2 separate regions of the Homo sapiens genome follow, and region 1 is linked to region 2. A link is a loop called in an ENCODE intact Hi-C map of the cell type or tissue named here. Cell type or tissue: IMR-90. All regions are shown on one strand. Each heading gives the region's core, and the rest is flanking DNA. Links, peaks and the distances in the headings are about the cores only.

Region 1 (10,948 bases), core at 1,758-9,757, 53 kb after region 2:
GAGGCCTGGCCAGATGGGTAAGATTTTAATAGGCAAAGATGGAAGAGGAGGATGCTCCAGAAGAAGGGAAGAAACCAGAAAAGGAACAGAGGTGGTGCAGTGCAAAGGATAGTATAGACAGCAGCAGAGTGGCCCAGTTTGGATGGAGCTCAGGATAAAATAGAAATAGTGGTCAGTGATGACAGATTTTGAACCAGTCATCATTGAAAAATTTGTAGCGAGTAACATTATGAAAAAGTTTCAGGAAGACTAAGCCTAGCAAGTATGATATGGAAATACTGTGTGTTAAGTGAGAAAATCAGGGGGAACAGACCTGTTGGCTACAAATAGGAGATTTAGGGAACTTGGGCAAGGGGTATAAAGGAAATTAAGAAGAGCTGCAAGTTGCTAATAATAATGTAGAAATAGACTCAATTAAGAAGGAACTGGGCTGGGCACGGTGACTCACGCCTGTAATCCCAGCACTTTAGGAGGCTGAGGCAGTCTGATCACCTGAGTTCGGAAGTTTGAGACCAGCCTGACCAACATGGAGAAAACACGTCTCTACTAAAAATACAAAATTAGCCAGACATGGTGGTACATGCCTGTAATCCCAGCTCCTTGGGAGGCTGAGGCAGGAGAATTGCTTGAACCCAGGAGGTGGAGGTTGCAGTGAGCCAAGATTGTGCCACTGCACTCCAGCCTGGGCAACAAGAGTGAAACTCTGTCTCAAAAAAAAAAAAAATTAATAAACTGGGGAGAAGATTTTTTTATTAAGGATTTTCTAAGTAAGATTTCTGCATAAAGCCAGCTACTGCCTAATTTAGCTACTGCTTGACTGGCAACTGATGAAACTTCACATGTTAGCCAAGTAACTTTATTGACCTAATAACTGTTTACCTCCTTTATTGACCTAATGCCTTCAGAAGTAAGGGAGAAATTAAAAGAAACAGCTATATGACCAAAGATTTTTCTGGAAAGAGATTCGAAATCTTTGGTGATGGCTACAACAAATGTATCCAGAGAGAGACCACTGTCACAACACAATCTGCTTAATTTGTTCATTTGTATACCTTCCCAATATCAAATTTCCTGAAGTTTTTCTTCTTTTCGCCAAAATTTCAACTTCTCACTTTTCTATTTTAACTTATCTATGTACAACTTGTCTATGGCCATTCTTCCCCCTACCCCCCAGATTATAAATTCAATTTGAATACACAGAAACAGAATACAGTTCCTGTCTTAGGATCCTCATTTGTAAAACAAGATATCACAATTAGAGTACACGTAAGACCGTGATTCTGTAGTTTTCTGAAAAAGTTGTACTTTGAAATTAAACAAATTCTTTCCATTTAACTTGTTGGAAATGTGGTCACCTGAGAATGTGTCCCTGATGCTTTAATCTCCCAACTCTGACACCCACCACCCCCCACTATGAATACTAGACTGATGATTAGATAGTTTATAACATGTGCAAGGCCATAGGATATGCCAGAATTCCAGAAGGAAGCATCAGATAACCAGTTTTGTTCCCTGCTAGGGCTGCTGGAGATTGGAGGTGCTGTGGCTTGGGGTTCAGAAGGTACGACCAAAATTTACAGGGCCCCGAGAGGTCTTCGCCTTTGCTGAAAGTTAAGTGCCTGCCCACATATGTGGTCCTAGGAGGTCTATCTGGTGTTTGTGGAAGACTTCCAAACAGACACAAAGATGGTCAGAGTTGCTCTATATCCCTAAAGATAACTTTAACCAAAAATAATCCTTTTGCCTCAAGAAGTTGTGAATAAGCTTACCAATGGTGTTTTTAAAGCTCACAGAGCAAAAAATCCTGGGCCCCTCACCACTCAAAGGCTATACAGAGCCATTGTTAGGCAAAGGGAAATAATAATGTATTCAAGGGTACACAAATCAAAGACAGAAAAAACAAGTCGAGCCCTAAAACCTAGGGGGCTCCTAGAATAAAGTTGCTGGAGAAGATAGAAGAAAACTTTTAACACAAGCAATACAAAAGAATGATCAACTTTAAAACATATTCTAGAATGTAAAAATATGTTTTTAAATTAAAAAATAGTTAAATAAAGTATGTTGTCTTTGAGCCCACAATAACTGGCTTTTAACATCAAATTGAAGAAACAGCTGAAAATATGCAGCAAAATGCAGAGAGGGAAATCTTCAGGGGGAAAGAAATAGAGATTAGGAAAAAAGAAGTAACACAAGTAAAGTTCCCTGGTTTGAAGAATTTTGTTTGTGAATAGAAGGGCTCATTAAAGTCCAGGTAGGTTAATCAAAACAAGTCATACAACCGGACATATTTTGGTAAACTTCCTATATTCTAAAGATTAAGAGAAAATCTTTCAAATATCCAGAAGAAACAAGTTACAGCAGAAAAATAATCCAGACTGGCATTTTACATTGCATCTTCAATACCTGAAACTGGAAGATACTGGACTGTTGAGGACAGAGAGAAAAGAACTGGCAGCAAAGCATTCTATGCCCCACCAAGTAAGTTATCATTCATCTTCCAGGTTAGAAGAAAGACAATTGTGGATATTCAAAGATGAGAGATAAAACCACCCCTATACCCTGTCCGAGGAAACTACTCAAGAAGTATTTGAACCAAACAACATATGAATCAGAATAGAAATCTCAAGACACATGAAGATAAATAGAAAAGAGTGCAATAAGCCTTGCAATATATACGTTAAAACTAAATGGATAAGAATTGTGACTGGGTATTCATAACATAACAGCTAAGTAAGAATTCTTAAAATAGAAGAGACATATGGTAAGGGAAAAAGCTAATAAATCTAAAACCAAAAGTATTGAACTACGTCAGCAAAACTGAGGAGTTAGAAGACGGTGGAGAAATGTAAAAGCATCCTAGAGGTCTAATTTGGGGGGAAGAATGGAATAGGGAATTAAACATTCTTAAGCTTTCATCTAGAAGAAGAGAATAAAGCATACTTGTAGGGTGCTTATTTAGTTCATACTTTTCAGATGACTGTGGAGAAATACATGTTAGATAATGAATATCAGAATACAAAGCAAAGAATTTGCCTATTATCCATGTTCAAAGGAAATATAATCCACTTTAATATTGAAAATTTCAGATTGGGTTAAAAAGCAAAGCCCAGCTATGTGATATTTTATAAAAAACACATTGAAAAGCCAGTACTAAATATTTTCATTGTTTTAATGCCAAGAATTTCAACATATATGTATATATGGGTGTTTGTATATCTGTATCTCTATTACTTTCTATCGGTAGATCGATCGATCTATCTATCTATCTATCTATCTGTCATCTATCTATCAATCATCTATCTATCTATCATGAAAATAAAATAAGAGCTGGGCATGATTAGCAGTAAGTAAAATCAAATTTAGTTCAAAGACTGGCTAATACACGGCCATCAGCAGAAAAAAAATTTCATATTCTGGAATATTCTGGATAAATATTTTCTTTTAGGAATGTCTATGAAATTCACAGCAATTGGCTGGATGAATATCTGCCCTCATTATCCTGGCAAATAAATTTTCATGATATAATGTTAGTTTTGAACAGTAACTTTTCAAAATAATTTAAATTATTTTGAATTTAAATTACTTTTAAAAGTAGTATATGTAACTTGTTTTATTTCCTGAAAATAGTATGGTTTTATTTATTTTATTTTATTTTATTATTATTTTGAGACCGAGTTTTGCTCTTGTTGCCCAGGCTGGAGTGCAATGGCACAATCTCAGTTCACTGCAACCTCCACCTCCCGGGTTCAAGCGATTCTCCGGCCTCAGCCTCCCAAGTAGCTGGGATTACAGGTATATGCCACCATGCCTGGCTAATTTTTTGTATTTAGTAGAGACGGGGTTTCACCACGTTGGTCAGGCTGGTCTTGAAATCCTGACCTCAGGTGATCCACCCGCCTTGGCTTCCCAAAGTGCTGGGATTACAGGCGTGAGCCACTGTGCCCGGCCTAGTATGGTTTTATTTAAACATACTATTTTCTATATTTGACAACCAAAATGACAAGAAAAACAAAGAATAAAACAAAGTGAAAGCAGAAGCTTCAAATTTGCAAAGTTTACACAAATGGAAATCAGAAGTTGGATATAAACAAGGGCAAATTCATATCTCAATATTCTACTGAGAATAACTTTCTTGGCTTGGTATAATTTGTGAATCTAAGGCTTATTAAGGTAAACTGCAATACCAAATATCTTAACATGCCTTAAATGGCATTTAACAACTCCAAGAGGAAATTAAAGATTTCTCTAAAAATATATGTATTGTCTTTTAAGAAATTAAACTACTATTGAACCTAAGAAACAGCAGATAGATTTTTTGGCTTCCTTTAAAAGTGATTGCATAATCCCTCTAAATTATGTGTTCTGACACATGAACCGTAAATTTTTAATAAAATTAACATTCTGTTATAATACTATCAATATCCCCACTTTTCAATAAAAATGCTGTTTTTGTTACACAAATTATTTTTAGGTAAAAAATCTTTTTAGGTATTTTAGTATACCAATATATAATATGTTACATTTTAAGTCAGCCTTAAGATAAGGTTTCACTGTTTAATGCATTTTATGTAAATTAATAAACATTCTTATGAAAATACATGCATGTGCCTGTAAAGACAAAAGTACATAGTAGCTATAGCCTACAAAACCAGGTGTGGTTTAAAAGAAATCACATCAATTTTTAATATTTCAGCAAAATCCAAAATATCTTGAAAAATGATGTATGATTAATTGATGAATTTAAAAATTTACCAGCCTACCCTCATTGAGCTAACCTAGATTAAGAGACTGATTACAGCTGAAATCTCACTTTCACTCCTGCATAAGTTTCTCAAAGATTTGTTTGGGAACTGTCTCATGCTTAGTCACCCTCCAAATATGATTTAAGCAAAGCAGTTAGCTATTTTTGTGTTATGCAAGATGGGAAAAGATGTATGAGGATTCCTTTTTAAGCAACATAATTTGATTTTTATGCTTATTCAATATTAAAAAAGCAGTTCATTTTTACATTTCAGAATTGCCATATGGACGTACTTCACTTAAGATTCATTCCTATTGAAAGCCTGGAGAGTTTTTGTTTACAGTAAGGTAAAAGCAACAGAGGATAATTTATGAATCATCTATATATATATATATGTGTATATATATATATATATATGTATATATATAATTTCTTTTCCTGTTTTTCAATAGCAGACTTGAAGGTCTCTAGAAAAATAAAAATGTGAAGGAGCAGACCCTTAAAAACTACCACAGTTCATATAAAACTCTCTTTTTGTAATCCTCTAACAATAGTTTTGACTATTTATTAAACACTTTCAATGTGCGAGGCATTATACTCAGTAGATTATCTCATTTAAGCCTTGTAATAGATCTATGCAGTAAGCATAATTATTCTCATTTTAATAGTGAGAAAACAAACTTGGAGAGGTCACATGAGCAGAATTGCAGCTCAAGTCTGACTTCAAAGCTTTTTAAAATAATGGAATCATATTTATCAAAAACATTTAACTCTAAGCTGACTATATGCAAAGTAGTTATTAGTGAATAGCATTCAAAAAAGCACACACATGAAAACACACACACCCCTTAGGTGAAGAAGCCATTATGCTGAAAAGATGATAACATCCCACTCATCTATAACCATCAAGGAATTAAAAACTTTTAAGATTTTTCCAGATAAATAAAATATAGCACTCTATTTACCATTTAAAATATTTAAGATAATTTTTCTAAATGCATACAAAAATTTCCTTATTTCTTAAAAAATGAATATAGCTTTTTGTCTGTTTTAGAAACAGGGTTTTGCTCTTTGTCATCCAGACTGGAGCACAGTAGCATAATCATAGCTCACTGCACCCTTTAACTCCTGGGCTCATCATCCTCCTGCCTCAGCCTCCTGAGTAGCTAGGACTGAAGCTGCATGCCACCATTCCTGGCTAATTTTTTAATCTTTTTGAAGAGATGGGGGTCTTGTTATGTTGCCCAGGCTGGACTTGAACTCCTGGCATCAAGTGATCCTCCTACCTCGGCCCCCCAAAGTGCTAGGATTACAGGCATGAGCCACCAAACTCCCCCAATAACTTATTTTTTTTGATAATGCAAGCTAGTTCTTATGAAAATTGTGTAAGAAAAGATGAAACGCCATTCATTCATTCATTCAAGATTTATAGACCACTCATTACATGTCATACAGCGTATCTAGGTAACAATAAAATAAAGATGACCAAGAGATATTCCCTGAACTAAAAAACAAAGCAAACAAACAAAAAAACCCTCATAGTCTAATGTTTGTGAAGACAGGAAAATAAGTGCTTTCAAACTAGTAAGCCCTCATTAATTTCTATCTTAGAATATGGACAATTAATCATTGCATTAGTTGATAATATAACTTGACCTATAACTCCCCTTTATAAAAACAGCAACAAGTAAGTCCCTTTGAATAACCTGTATACTACATTTTATGCCAAAGAACTCCTCTTTCATCTCGTATTATCAGGAAATGAGATGTTATGGATGGATGCAGTTTTCAGTTAAGTGAAGCTTCACTTATTAAGTGCCCAAACTATTTGGATTCTAATCACCTTTGGTGAGCTTTTTAAAAATATATTACATATTAGCTAGTCTCCCCAACCTTGCCCAGGAGAATCATTAACCATCACTAAGTGAGTAAATTCCTGCTGCTGTTAACTCTGGAGTATGCTACACGAGAAAGAGCTGGATAGCAAACCAAAGCCTGCAATGTGGCAGATCCATCCTTGGGACTTTTGATTGGTGACTCATATTTAACACGACTGTTTTTTCCTTCTACAGTGTTTTAATACACAGGCATGTCTCCCCTGATGAGGAGTCATAAGAACCTCTTTGGTATTGTAATTTAACCGGTCTGTGAGATAGGTTCCTCTGATCCCCAGAGTGCATTTTTTTTTTTTTAATATCACACAGCCAGTATTTTGTTAGACCATCCAATACAAATGTTTCATACTTGGTGAAAATTCTCTACATGCTTGTTTCTACATGTTTATATAGTAATGAACAGAAATATCCATCATAAAGGACAGCATACAAAAATAATTTTGCATGGTTTCAGTGACCTAGTTCATCATTTGCTGTACCATTCCATAAAAGAATGATACTCTAGGGGCATCTGAGATGTACAGGGTCATTGCTATACTGCATCAGCTATGAGAAGTACAGTAGTTCTAATCTGCTATGTAAGAAAAATTGAGCGCTGTCAGGAGAAAATGGAAGATAAAGTTTATTTAAATAATTAAATTAAAATTTGTATTAACATTTCTTCAAAATAATGATGATAGTTATAGTCTTCTCTTTTAGGACAAAATGCATGGGCTTGAAGCTATTATTTTCCTAAATGTTCAAAGACACTTTCTACATTCATGGTTCTATAATGAAGTTATTTTAAGGCCTACAGAGGTCAGCTAAATGTCTGCCATGTCATGAAATTGCTTAAATTTGAAAACTGTATTTGAATCACAATTATTTGGAACAACAGAAAAATTTTATTAATTCAAACATTTTGATGATGTTATTTAGGGAGGTAATCCAAATTTCAGAATGCTAATAAATTTTGTTTAAGTAGTGTGTAGATGGAAATTAGTACAGAAAGTTTAAAAAATTAAAGGCCCATGTTCTATAATAACAAATTAAATATGAATACCAAATCTACCTTTGTCTATTCACTTATTCAGTGAACTATATTTGTAATGTCTGAATTATCAATTAATATACTATAAAGCCACAAAATGGCAAGTAGATATAAAATAGTTCTTCCCCAGATTTTCAACATTTTCCTAAATTGCTATACTCTTAAAACTTACTACCAATAAAATGTTTTTTGTTTTAATGCTTAGTGGCACTTTCAATATAGTGACAACCTTCTTTGTACAATGTATCAGCTGTATTTTCACAGAGCCTATCTTTTTAGAGATAGAGTATATCTGGGTCACTATTTTATTTATTTCTTTTTTCTTTTTGATAAGGAGTCTCACTCTGTTGCCCAGTCTGGAGTGCAGTGGTGTGATCTTGGCTCACTGCAACCTCCGCCTCCCTGGTTCAAGTGATTACTCCTGCCTCAGCCTCCCGAGTAGTTGAGATTACAGGCACACATCGCCACGCCTGGCTAATTTTTCTATTTTTTAGTAGAGACAGGGTTTCACCATGTTGGCCACGGTAGTCTCAAACTCCTGACCTCAGGTGATCCACTGCCTCTGCCTCCCAAAGTTTTGAGATTACAGACATGAGCCACAGCACCCGGTCTGGGTCACTATTTTGCTTAAGAAGTTCCTTAAGTTTCCCTCAGACATCTTTGTGTTCTGTTTTCTTGATCAAGACTGCTAATGGTTCTTTGCTGCTTTTAATTTCCTGGGAGTGTGAAAATAATTAAAATTGGGGTTGGATAGTATTTTAAAGGTCCTTATAAAAAAGACGAAAGGCAATTTGAAATCGCTAGCCTAAAATAAATAGACTAAAGCTTCAACTCTTAGCGATCACACCTTTGCACTAGATCTTTGCAAAGTTATGCTGATAGAAACATTCAATCAGATGCCAGATCATTTTCTTAAGGAAACAAGAATTGTCATTTTATACTGAATAAGTAGAAACATTTTATGCACATGAAATCCAGTACTTTTAACTAAGTTTTTTTTTCTAAGATGGAGGCAAAAGTAAAGCCTTATATGCTTGCTGATAGAGCAATTTTCAGACACTTAAAGAGTGGCTCACTGGCAATACATGCATACACACATGCATACATGCATTCTGACATGCTTTCTTGAGTAAGGCATATATTGTACATGTGACTACTATCTACCATATAGTCATGTTGGAGATTACCAACTGCTTTTTAAGTACAAAAAACATGCATATATGTGTATATATGCAAATGTGCATATAAAGATTTATGCATTGCTTTTTTGTGCTGTCATTTACAGTCCATGACATAGAAATGTGGTATGAACAAAAAAGGACAGTCCCACAAAGAAACTTAAGACTTAGTTTTTGCTCCAACTCTAATTAATGTGTGACCTTGGACAACTGTTTGTCATTGGGTTCAGGATGCTACAACCTGTTCTACTAAAAGTACAAGGCTATTATAAGGATCAATAATACATATCTGTATAGCATATATATTATATGCATAAAAAGTAATATATGTAGACATGCTTTTTAAAGTAGGGTCTTTTAACCAGGGAGTTAACAGCACTGTGTTAAGCAAAAATTGACAAATGGGATCTGATTAAACTAAAGAGCTTCTGCACAGCAAAAGAAACTATTATCAGAGTGAACAGACAACGTACAGAATGGGAGAAAGCTTTTGCAATCTATCCATCTGACAAGGTTTAATATCCAGAGTCTACAAGAAACTTAAACAAATTTACAAGAAAAAAACAACCCCATTAAAAAGTGGGCAAAGGACATGAACAGACACTTCTCAAAAGAAGACATTCATGCAGCTAACACACGTATGAAAAAAAGCTCATCATCACTGATCATTAGAGAAATGCAAATTAAAACAACAATGAGATACCATCTCACACTAGTCAAAATGGTGATTATTAAAAAGTCAAGAAACAACAGATGCCAGTGAGATTGTGCAGAAAAAGGAACACTTTTACACTGTTGGTGGGAGTGTAAATTAGTTCAACCATTGTGAAAGACAGTGTGGGTGATTCCTCAAAGATCTAGAAGCAGAAATACCATTTGACCCAGGAATCCCATTACTGGGTATATACCCAAAAGAATTTAAATCATTCTGTTATAAAGATACATGCATGCGTATATACATTGGAGCACTATCCACAATAGCAAAGACATGGAATCAACCCAAATACCCATCAACGATAGACTAAATAAAGAAAATGTGGTACATATATACCATGGAATACGATGCAGGCGTAGAAAGGAAGATCATGTCCTTTGCAGGGACATGCATGAAGCTGGAAGCTGTTATCCTCAGCAAACTAATACAGGAACAGAAAACCAAATACCACATGTTCTCACTTATAAATGGGAGATGAATGATGAGAACACGTGGACACATAGTGGGAAGAATACATACTGGGGCCTGTCATGAGCTGCGGGGAGAGAGAGCATCAGGAAGAATAGCTAATGGATGCTGGGCTTAATACCTGGGTGATGGGATCATCTGTCCAGCAAACCACCATGGCACACGTTTACCTATGTAACCAACCTGCATATCCTGCGCAAGTACCCCAGAACTTGAAATAAAAGCTGAAGAAAATTGGGAGGCCGAGGTGGGCGGACCACAAGGTCAGGAGATCGAGACCATCCTGGCTAACACGGTGAAACACCGTCTCTACTAAAAATACAAAAAATTAGCCAGGCACGCACCCGTAGTCCCAGCTACTCAGGAAGCTGGGGCAGGAGAATCGCCCGAACCCGGGAGGCGGAGCTTGCAGTGAGCCGAGATCGCGCCACGCACTCCAGCCTGGGAGACAGAGCAAGACTCCGTCTAAAAAAAAAAAAAAAAAAGAAAGAAAAAAAGCTGAAGAAAACAACCCAACAGTACTTTGTTACTAATAATTTATTGCTAAAGTTTGCAAAACATCTTACATATTTTTAATTTAAGGAGAATTCAAGACTATCAGTATACTATGAATCATATTCTCTCTCTCAATAAAAGTGCATTCTGACATGCTTTTTTGGGTAAGCAGTGTGTTGTACATATGACTACTATCTAACATGTTGGATAAGAGATTCCCAACTGCTTTTTAAGAATAAAGAGCCAGGGGGGAAAAGATGGCATTACTGTCATTATTTCTATTATTCAAATTGCCCAGATTAGGGGCTTCCTCTTAATACTGTAATTCATATGATACCACAACCTGAAAAATATAAGTATAAACAAGGATTGCTTCGTTTTTCCCTTTTGGTGTGTATGGAGAATATGGAAGGGGAACACCTGGGA
Region 2 (10,948 bases), core at 1,815-9,814:
GCTCTTCTCGAGGAGTATCTTTGTGGCGTTCTCTGTATTTCCTGAATCTGAACGTTGGCCTGCCTTGCTAGATTGGGGAAGTTCTCCTGGATAATATCCTGCAGAGTGTTTTCCAACTTGGTTCCATTCTCCACATCACTTTCAGGTACACCAATCAGACGTAGATTTGGTCTTTTCACATAGTCCCATATTTCTTGGAGGCTTTGCTCATTTCTTTTTATTCTTTTTTCTCTAAACTTCCCTTCTCGCTTCATTTCATTCATTTCATCTTCCATTGCTGATACCCTTTCTTCCAGTTGATCGCATCGGCTCCTGAGGCTTCTGCATTCTTCACGTAGTTCTCGAGCCTTGGTTTTCAGCTCCATTAGCTCCTTTAAGCACTTCTCTGTATTGGTTATTCTAGTTATACATTCTTCTAAATTTTTTTCAAAGTTTTCAACTTCTTTGCCTTTGGTTTGAATGTCCTCCCGTAGCTCAGAGTAATTTGATCGTCTGAAGCCTTCTTCTCTCAGCTCGTCAAAATCATTCTCCATCCAGCTTTGTTCTGTTGCTGGTGAGGAACTGCGTTCCTTTGGAGGAGGAGAGGCGCTCTGCATTTTAGAGTTTCCAGTTTTTCTGTTCTGTTTTTTCCCCATCTTTGTGGTTTTATCTACTTTTGGTCTTTGATGATGGTGATGTACAGATGGGTTTTCGGTGTAGATGTCCTTTCTGGTTGTTAGTTTTCCTTCTAACAGACAGGACCCTCAGCTGCAGGTCTGTTGGAATACCCTGCTGTGTGAGGTGTCAGTGTGCCCCTGCTGGGGGGTGCCTCCCAGTTAGGCTGCTCGGGGGTCACGGGTCAGGGACCCACTTGAGGAGGCAGTCTGCCCGTTCTCAGATCTCCAGCTGTGTGCTGGGAGAACCACTGCTCTCTTCAAAGCTGTCAGACAGGGACACTTAAGTCTCAGAGGTTACTGCTGTCTTTTTGTTTGTCTGTGCCCTGCCCCCAGAGGTGGAGCCTACAGAGGCAGGCAGGCCTCCTTGAGCTGTGGTGGGCTCCACCCAGTTCGAGCTTCCCGGCTGCTTTGTTTACCTAAGCAAGCCTGAGCAATGGCGGGCGCCCCTCCCCCAGCCTCGTTGCCGCCTTGCAGTTTGATCTCAGACTGCTGTGCTAGCAATCAGCGAGATTCCGTGGGCGTAGGACCCTCTGAGCCAGGTGTGGGATATAGTCTCGTGGTGCGCCGTTTCTTAAGCCGGTCTGAAAAGCGCAATATTCGGGTGGGAGTGACCCGATTTTCCAGGTGCGTCCGTCACCCCTTTCTTTGACTCGGAAAGGGAACTCCCTGACCCCTTGCGCTTCCCAGGTGAGGCAATGTCTCGCCCTGCTTCGGCTCGCGCACGGTGCGCACACACACTGGCCTGCGCCCACTGTCTGGCACTCCCTAGTGAGATGAACCCGGTACCTCAGATGGAAATACAGAAATCACCCGTCTTCTGCGTCGCTCACGCTGGGAGCTGTAGACCGGAGCTGTTCCTATTCGGCCATCTTGGCTCCTCCCTGTTCTTTTATTTTTAATGTTGTCTTCTTTTGAAATGATTGATTTTTTTTTTTTTTTTTTTTTGAGACAGGGTCTCACACTGTTGCCCAGGCTACAGTGCAGTGGCGCAATCATGGCTCACTGCAGCCTCAACCTCCTGGGCTCAAGTTATCTTCTCATTTCAGCCTCAGCCTCTGAGACTACAGGTTTACACCAGTATGCCTGGCTAATTTTTTAATTTTTTGTAGATACAGGGTCTCATTATGTTGCCCAGGCTGGTCTCAAACTCCTGGACTCAAGTGATCCTCCTCCCTTGGCCTCCCAAAGTGTTTACTTACAGGCATTGGCCATCATGCCTAGCCAGTTCTCTAGTATTCTACTTTATCTCCTCTATTGATTTATCAGCTATATTTCTTTGTTTTAAATCTTTGGTGATTGCTCTAGGGTTTAAATATGCATCTTTAACTTATCACAGCCCAATTTTAAATAATAGCCTATAATTTCCTAATAATATAATGAGCTTAAGACACAATATCTGAAATGTCTGGGACTAGAATTCATTCAAATTTTGAATTTTTTCAAATTTTGGAATACTTGTGTTAAACAGATTGAGAATCCCTAATCCAAAAATCCAAAATCTGAAATGCTCCAATGATCATTTCCTTTGAGCATCGGGTAGGCACTCAATAAGTTTTGAATTTTGGACCATTCTGGATTCTGGGATTAGGAATATTCCACCTGTACTACAATTTATCCCTCCCATTCTTTGCACTATTGCCATATATTTTACTTCTACATATGTGATAACAAAATATTCATTTTTATTTTTCAGTGTTTTTTACTTAAGCAGTCAGTTATCTTTTTAAATATATAAACAACAGTCTTTTATGTTTACCAATCTATTTACAATTTCTGGGGCTCTTCATTCTTCTGAAGAGATCGAGTTTCCATCTAGCATCATTTTTCTTCTGCCTTAAGACTTTATTTAACATTTCTTGTAACAGGTCTGCTAGCAATGAATTCTCTCAGTGGATTTTTTTTTTCTGAAAATGTCATCATTTTAGATGTTTTTTCCTGGTTATAGAATTTAAGGTTTATAAGTCTTCATCTTTTGATACCGATCTCATTCCATTATCTTCTGGTTTGCATTTTTTCTGATGTGAAGTCAGTTCATTTTTGTTTTGCATTTTGTGATGTGCCTTTTTCTTCATTTACTTTTATGACTTTTCTCTTTATCACTGGTTTCAGAAATGATATGTTTTGGTATGGTTTTCTTTTCTATTTGAAGTTAAATGAACTTGGATTTTTATGTTTCTATTTTTCATCCAATGTGGAACAATTTTGGCCATATTTGTTCAAATATTTTTTCTGCCCTCACCCCTTCTGCAACTCCAATTCCATATTTGTTATGCCTCATAGTATCAGGACACTTAGGTGCTGGGTTTTTTTTTTGGGGGGGGTATGGAGGAAGGGGGAGGGTTCAGTTTTCTTACTCTCTAATTCAGTTTTTACTTTACTTTACTTACTCGTTTTTAGACTTGGGGACTGGCTAGTATGTCCAGGCTGGAATGCAGTGGCTATCCACACATGTGATCATAGCACACTACAGCCCCAAACTCCTGTACTTAAGCTATTCTTCCACTTCAGCCTCCTGAGTAGGTAGGACTATAGGCACGTGCCACTGTACCCAGCAGCGGTTCAGTTTTTCATACTTTCTTCAAGTCTATTGATCTTTTTAATTGGCAATGTTTATTGCATTGAGAAACCCATCCAGTGGATATTCCATTCAGATGTGGGAATTCCTAGAGCTAAAAAATATATTTTCTAAGACTCTCTTCATTGTTTTAATGTTTTACTTTATATCCTTGTATATGTGTACAATTAGATGTTTTAAAGTCTTTGCTGTTTACATTATTGCTGTCATTTCTTGCTCTGTTTCTACTGATTGTCTATTCTAGTGGTTTGGGGTTAATTTTCCTACTTTTTCATGTCTTATAATTCTTGGCTAGATGCTGATCACTATCAAGGTTTTGTAAAATGTTTAGATTTAGTTGTCTTCCCATCTGGCTCTTCGTGTCTATTCTCAAGTTGGTTAAAAACTATAAGGAAAAACTTTCTCCAAATCACAACGGCAAAATGTCCTGTTATTAAAAAATCTCTAAAAGTCTCTATTTTAATTTGAGGCTCTTTTCTTCATGACTGTTTTAATTTCTCTTTACTTTTTTAAGGGCAATTTGATTTGGGTAATATTCAAAGCATTGTAAAGTGTTTCCTCCATGATGCTGCATCTACCCTCTTGTTGACAAATTACATGAAAGGATTGTGACTGCTTCTTTTTTATTTCCTTTTACTCATTGTATTTGTCTGTTTTCATGCTGCTGATAAAGACATACCCAAGACTGGGAAGAAAAAGTGGTTTAATGGACTTACAGTGCTACATGGCTGGGGAGGCCTCACAATCAGCCAGAGGGCAAAGGGAGAGCTTGAGCTGGGAAACTCCTGTTTTTAAAAACCACCAGATCTCATGAGACTTATTCACTATCACGAGAACAGCACATGAAAGACCCGCCCCCATGATTCAATTACCTCTCATTGGGTCCCTCACACAACACGTTGGAATTCAAGATGAGATCTGAGTGGTGACACAGCCAAACCGTATTACTTTCATTCTAGTACTATACTGCAACTAAACCAGTGATTCAACTGCCAGCTCCAGTCATCCTTTTCTCAGTCCTAACATTCTGTGTGTTATAGAGGTAAAGAAATAATTACAGTTTGAGAAGTACTTTATAACAGAGATACGCAAATCATGCTAAATATCCACATTTAAAAACTATCCTACGCAAACCCATCAATTCAATAATTACAAGACATTTTAAAAGGTAGGAAAATGTGACCTAAAACCAAGAGAAAAGATAGTCATTAGAAACAGATCAAGATCTCCTAGGCTCAAGCAATCCTCTTGAATAGCTGGAACTACAGGCACGTACCACCATGCCTGGCTGATATTTTACTTTTACATTTTTTAGTAGAGAGGAGGCCTCATTATGTTGCCCAGGCTGGTCTTGAACTCCTTAGCTCAAGTGATCCTCTCACCTCAGTCTCCCAAAGTGTTGGGATTATAGACATGAGCCACCACACCTGAGCATCAATCTTTTAAAAAACCAGAAATCAGTAGTGTATTACTCAGAATAGTTTATTCCATGACTATGTATCTATTTAATTAACCCCCACTTTTGGATATTTAAACTGTTTTCCAATATCATGATTAAATAGTTCTTGATAATACATTTTGGAGAAATTTCTAGAAATGTAATCTCTGGGTCAAAGGGTACACACATACATATAGCTTTTGTTTGAGTTTCTTTCAGAAAGATAATACCAAGATGTTGGAATAGTACACTGTCTGGTTCCCTCTCCAAAGACCAACTCCTATAGGAAATATAAAGAAAAAAAGCCAAGAAATAAGAAAACCCGAAAACTCCCAGGGAAGAAAGTGGGGTGAAAAAGGACAATTTTGAACTGGTAAGTGTGCTGGCTGGTGGCTTGGGCCTTGGATCTGGGGCAGGAGGCAGTCCTTCAAATATGTGGGAGGATAAAACAGGAAATGAACTATTGGAGTTCTGCTTTTGACTATTCCATGACTTGAGTAAAAAACTTATAGTTCCCATATCTACAGGGACTCAGACTACAGTCCAAATGCCCTCAGAAGTAAACCATAATTATAAAAAGCTGAGGAAAACAGGTGGAGACCAACTAACCTTAGGTAGTAATTTCTCTGCCCTTTCCTACTAAACCGTAAAGCTGGTAAATTACAATAAATAGCTTTGGCTGCTGTTCTCCCTGGTGGGATCAGGGAGAAGCGGAGAGATGGTGAAGCAGAGATCTGAGGTGTCATTTTGTAGATTTGATAAACTGATTTCTCAAGTAGCCTGGGGCTTTTCTACCTACCTTCCATCCTTTGAGCTCACTGAAAATGCCAGACTGGATACTAGTCTCTTCCCACATGTGATGTCATAGTAGCCAATATCCCCAGAGGGAAATTACCTTACAGGTCAACATATCAAGACATTGAAGAAGCACAACTGTTTTCAAAGAAAAATAAAATATTGGCATACAGATTCTAAGAGAAGCAGAATTATTAGATCTGATGTCCCAAGAACTTAAAATAAGCCTAATAAACATACTAAAAGAGATAAGGGAAGATATTAGCGGCATATAATAAGAACAAGAGAACAAAGAAGCACGCAGAAATATTAGGTACAAAAATATAATACTTGAAGTATATAGACTGGATAAATAATAGAATTTAAATGAGGAGTAAATTAATGAATCCAAAGATCAGTTTGAGGAAATCTTCAAACCTAAGAACAAGGATATAGAAAATATAAAAGAAAGGCTAAGGGATTGACAGTGCTAACATCTGAATAACAGGAGACTCAGAAAGAAAAATAGGCTGGGTCTGGTGGCTCACACCTACAATCCCAGCACTGTGGGAAGCCAAGGCGGGAGGACCACTTGAGGTCAGGAGTTCAAGACCAGCCTGGCTAACACAGTGAAACCCCATCTCTATCAAAAAATACAAAAATTAGCTGGGCGTGGTGGCATGTGTCTGCAGTCCCAGCTACTCAGGAGGCTGAGGTGGGAGAATCGCTTGGGCCCAGGAGGAGGTTGAGCAGAGATTGTGTCACTGCATTCCAGCCCAGGTGACAGAGTCAGAAGGTCTCAAAAAAAAAAAAAAAATTAAGAAGGATGTATTTGAAGGAATGATGGAGTTGAACAGGCCAAAAACATCATGGATTTTATTTTTTTAAATTAATTAAAAAAATTTTTTTACAATGTGATTAGGGAATATCATGGATTTTCAAAGTATTGAAGGAAAAATATTAAAACCTAGATTTTTACATATGACAATGCAGTCATTCAACTATGAGGCTATGATGACATATATTTCCAAGCATACAAGACCTCAGAAGACAGTTTTTGATAAAATCCTTAAATAGAAACAAATATGGAAGATAATTAAAAGACGTGTGAAGTAATGCTGACAAAATGTCTTGGGAAAATGTGCTGTTTTTTTAAATAGCCAACAACTAAGAAAAGGAGAACATAGGGGCATAATGGTTTAGGATTTAAAGTAGATAGTAGCAAATGATGGGGTAGGAGAAGATGAAGAGACAAAGGGATGTCAGAATGGACAAGATTCTTTGTAGGAGAGATATATATACATCCAATTTTTTTTTTAGTAATAAAAGATTCAAAATAAATTCAGAAAACATTCAAAGTGTGGGAAAAACTTAAATATTGAAAATGGTGAAACACATTGTAATGTATAAACAATTATGATTATAATTACTATTTCATTTATTTTTGTTAGTGTGTCCATGAACTTCCTGCTTATGATCTTTACTCCTTTTTCTTTTTGTAAGGGGAAATACCCTTCATTTTTCTTCGATAATACATGGTCACTATATGGTTCAAACTCTAAGATAAGGGGAAAATCTCCTGGAGTTAACTACAATCAGATACATACTATATATCAAATTGATATATAGTATATATCAAATGTAGAGGACATCAGACCATATCATTGCTCATTTCTTCTGCAACACTTACTTTCCTGAACATGATGCTTTACTTATTCTTTTATCAAAATATTCATCTTGACACATATAACCAGAAGTTTTAAGAGCTATGAGGAAGTCAATTCAGGGCATTATTAACTGAAATTTCTAGTTATACAAAAGCAGGATACTGTCGTAGTGCAGGATTAATTTAGGTATGTGGCAGAGGGAGTTTAACTGAAGCAAGACCAGGCAGATCAGAGACCAGTGGTCAGAGTTAGGACAATCAATTCCCAGTCAGTCCAAAAGCGGGGTGCCCATTACATGGCTCAGTTGAATGTGGGCACTGAGATTTCCTGTGAATGTGAATGTGAATGTCAATGTGGGCTCAGTATTTCCTGACTCAAAGGAAACTCAGTCTGAGGTATACCTGAGGGTGAGAAGAATACCAGCTGCCATCAAAAGCCATTGGAAGGGGAGTGGAAGAAGCTGAGAAGGAAACCTGAATTGACCAAAAAGCATTAAAGATGTATATAATTGTCAAAGATATGTCCTCACCAAAATCCCCAGAACCAGATAGTTTTACATTTGAGTTAGCACACATTAAAAGAAACAGTAAATTCCTTTCTTAAAAGGAGCAAACATGCACATCTCATTTTAGAAGGCTAGTGTAATCTTAATTATAAAACCAAACGAGGAAAATAAGAAAATTACACTGCATTTAACTTAAAAATATAGATTCCAAAATCTCCAGTCAGATATTTGCTAACCAAACACAACAGTGTATTAAAGAATAATACATCATGATCAGGTAATACTTCATAATGCAAACTATGAATGCATGGATGGTTTAATATTAGAAATTCTATACATATAATACATAACATTAATATACCACAGGATGAATACCTTATAATTATTTTAACATACACATAATAAAAAGCATTGTTAAGGTTCAATAGCTATTTATAAGACTGCTTAGCAAACTAAAAATAGAAGAACCTTTCTTAATCTGGTAAATGTTATATATTAAAAAACATTTTGTAAGTATTAATTGAGAAACTTTAGGTTCACCTCCTTTATGATGAGACATGAGATGGCCAACATCACTACTACTCGTTAACATAGTTCCAGAGGAACTAACAAAAAAAGATATAGGAAAGAAGAAAGGAGTTTAAATATAAAGATGGGAAGGAAGGAAATAATATTATCATTAATTTCAAATGATTATAATAATCTATTTCAAAAAAAAGAACAATCTGTTAAGAATAAGAGGGTTTAGCAATATAGTTAGGACAAAGATAAACTTTTAAAAATATCAGTAGCACTCATGTACTCCAGCAATAAACATCAAGAAAATATTTTTAATGGGATATTTAAAATCTGAATGTCTACTTAAAGAACATCATGCATAAAATTTAAAAGTTGAAAGAATGGAAGCAGATATTTTATAATATCTAAACTGATAGGAAATTAATATCGAGCACATACAACAAATTCCTATAAAACAATTGAACCCAAATGAAAAAATATATAAAGAATATGAGAAGCAAGTTCAGAAGAGGGAAATCAAAAGGCCAACAGGTATATGATGAGATACTCAAACTCAATAGTGATTTTAAAAAACTCAAAACAATGATCTATAAAATTACACACATTAGACTGAAAACATGAGTAAGCTGGAAAACGTTAAGGGCTGGCATGGATGATGAGAAGGTTATTGCTGGAGTCTGTAAAGACCAAAGTATTTATGTGGGGACGCATCTGATAGGGATTGGTTAAATTAATCATAAACATATATTCTGTCACCCAGCAATTCTGCTCCTGGGTATATATTCTAAAGAAATCCTTGCAAAGTTCCACGATAGGACATGATGAACATGTGGTAAAAGGAAATTGAAAGCAATTTGGATGGCAAACACTGAGGAAAATGGGTAGTGAAAATATGGCTGCCATATACTGTGGATTACCATGTAGCAGTAAGCAGCAGTAAAAACATGGCAACATAAATAAAGTTTAAAACTTAAGGTTATATGAAATAAAATAGTAAGGATCACAATGAGATACACAGCACGAAATCACTTACACTTATTTAAATTTCATGTATATAAGTCAGGGTGAGGAGAGGTCAGAGGTAAAACAAATTGTACCATAAGATGCTAACTGTTGAAGCTGACATATAGACATGTGGCGGTTCATAATATTCTCTCTTTTCCTTTTCATTTATTTGAAATTTCTCATATAAAAATTTTAAAATGTATGCATGCAAAACAATACTCATTATGAAAATATAAACAAAATAGAACAGTACAATAGATATTATTTTAGAATATCATAATATTAGAATGATTTCCTATGGGTCAAGGGCAGGAGAATGAGACTGGAAAATTTATAAATAAATAAAACAAGAAGTGCTTTGCATGAACCAGTAATGACAGTGCCCCATGGACCTAAGAGTGTGATTAACTCTGCTTTCTCTTTGTGTAAAAGGTCTTTTAAAAAAAAGATGCCGGGCGAGGTGGCACATGCATGTAATCCCATCACTTTGGGAGGCCGAGGCAGGAAGATGGCTTGAGCCTAGGAGGTTGATGCTGCAGTGACCCATGATTATGCCACTGTATTCCAACCTGGGCAACAGAATAAGACCCTGCCTCAAAACAAACAAACAAACACACGACAACAACAACAAAAACCAGAAAGTGCCCGGCATGGTTAATGCACACCTGCAGTCCTAGCTGCTTGAGAGGCTGAGGTGGGAGGATTGCTGGAGCCCAGGAGCTCAAATCTAGTCTGAGCAACTTAAAGAGACTACATCTCTTAAAGTAAAAGATACATATATACATATATATATATATATATGTATAATTTTTTTTTACTAGAAGGATCTGATTTAGACTGTGGAGAAGAAGGAACCATAAAAATAGTTATCTAATCATTATAATTCAGAAAACAATTGAATAGCTCTTCCAAGTAACCAAGTCACCATATATAACTATGTAAATGAATTAGAAATAAGTAATATCACTTATGTTTTCAAGAGAAGTCATTTCTGACAATAATATTCATTATAGAAAACTGGCAAAAATCATTAAACAGTTAACCACAAATTAAGGAGAAAAAATAGACTCTAAATACTTGCACTCTAAGAGAATAAAGAAAAATAGAAAAAAGAAAAAACACTCCTGCACTAGGGGCTGTAAACTGTTTTACTTGGCTTAAGTAGTAGCAAAAGTAAACTTTTTTTCAAAGGAAAAATTTTATGCTGACATTTAAAAATAAGGATTTTTCAAATTTATTTCTGTTCTTTAAAAAAACTACTGAGAATTGATTTTACAGCATCTCATTTCCATTTAGCAAGGATCCTAGAACTGAATAGGAGCATCCCGTTTACAGGTCACATACTCTCCAGGCTTCCATTGTCCCCATTTGGCAAGGAACATTAAAATATTGTTTTTGGAGGTTTATTCCCCTTGTATCTCACTTGAAATTTTAACAAAATGTGCTCAGAAATTTACTTAGTCATGTTAAGTATGTAAGCAGTCATGGGAGGCATGAACAGAACGTGCTACGTGAAAGAATATGCTAGGTAAAGAGAAATTTTGGGGGAGCCATGATAAAATGAAAAGAGGTTTGTATTCAGGGGTTATAATGTTATGAGTATATGAAACTATGACAGAGTGTTTTGGAGTGGATAAAGAACAAGTTCTTAACTTGTTAAAGGGGCTGATTAATAAATACATGAAAACAGTGCAATGAATAATAGTTTTTCTGTTTAATTATTTTTTCAAATTAAATTCTGCTGAGTTGTATTCACAGGTTTGATAGAAGTTACTTTTTTTTTTTTTTTTGAGACAGAGTCTCGCTCTG

What was found. Peaks named below come from ENCODE experiments on the same cell type or tissue, not always from the same donor. Only the 100,000 strongest peaks of a DNase experiment are listed, where the experiment ranks them.
Region 1: it touches region 2 in a loop (1.8-fold over the local background); 4 of 110 quality-filtered maps call a loop at or near these places.

What each region holds. Positions count from the first base shown.
Region 1 is chr2:148,126,542-148,137,489 of GRCh38, reverse strand. The region is part of intron 1 of MBD5 (methyl-CpG binding domain protein 5); the gene reads right to left. Among named protein-coding and RNA genes, the nearest start is that of MBD5, 110 kb to the right of the region's middle. In IMR-90, for the core only: no CTCF peak of the experiment used is centred there; DNase peaks (open chromatin) are centred at 4,869 and 6,789.
Region 2 is chr2:148,179,336-148,190,283 of GRCh38, reverse strand. All of the region lies in intron 2 of MBD5 (methyl-CpG binding domain protein 5), which reads right to left. Among named protein-coding and RNA genes, the nearest start is that of MBD5, 160 kb to the right of the region's middle. RefSeq lists an enhancer at 489-1,192. In IMR-90, for the core only: no CTCF peak of the experiment used is centred there; no DNase peak of the experiment used is centred there.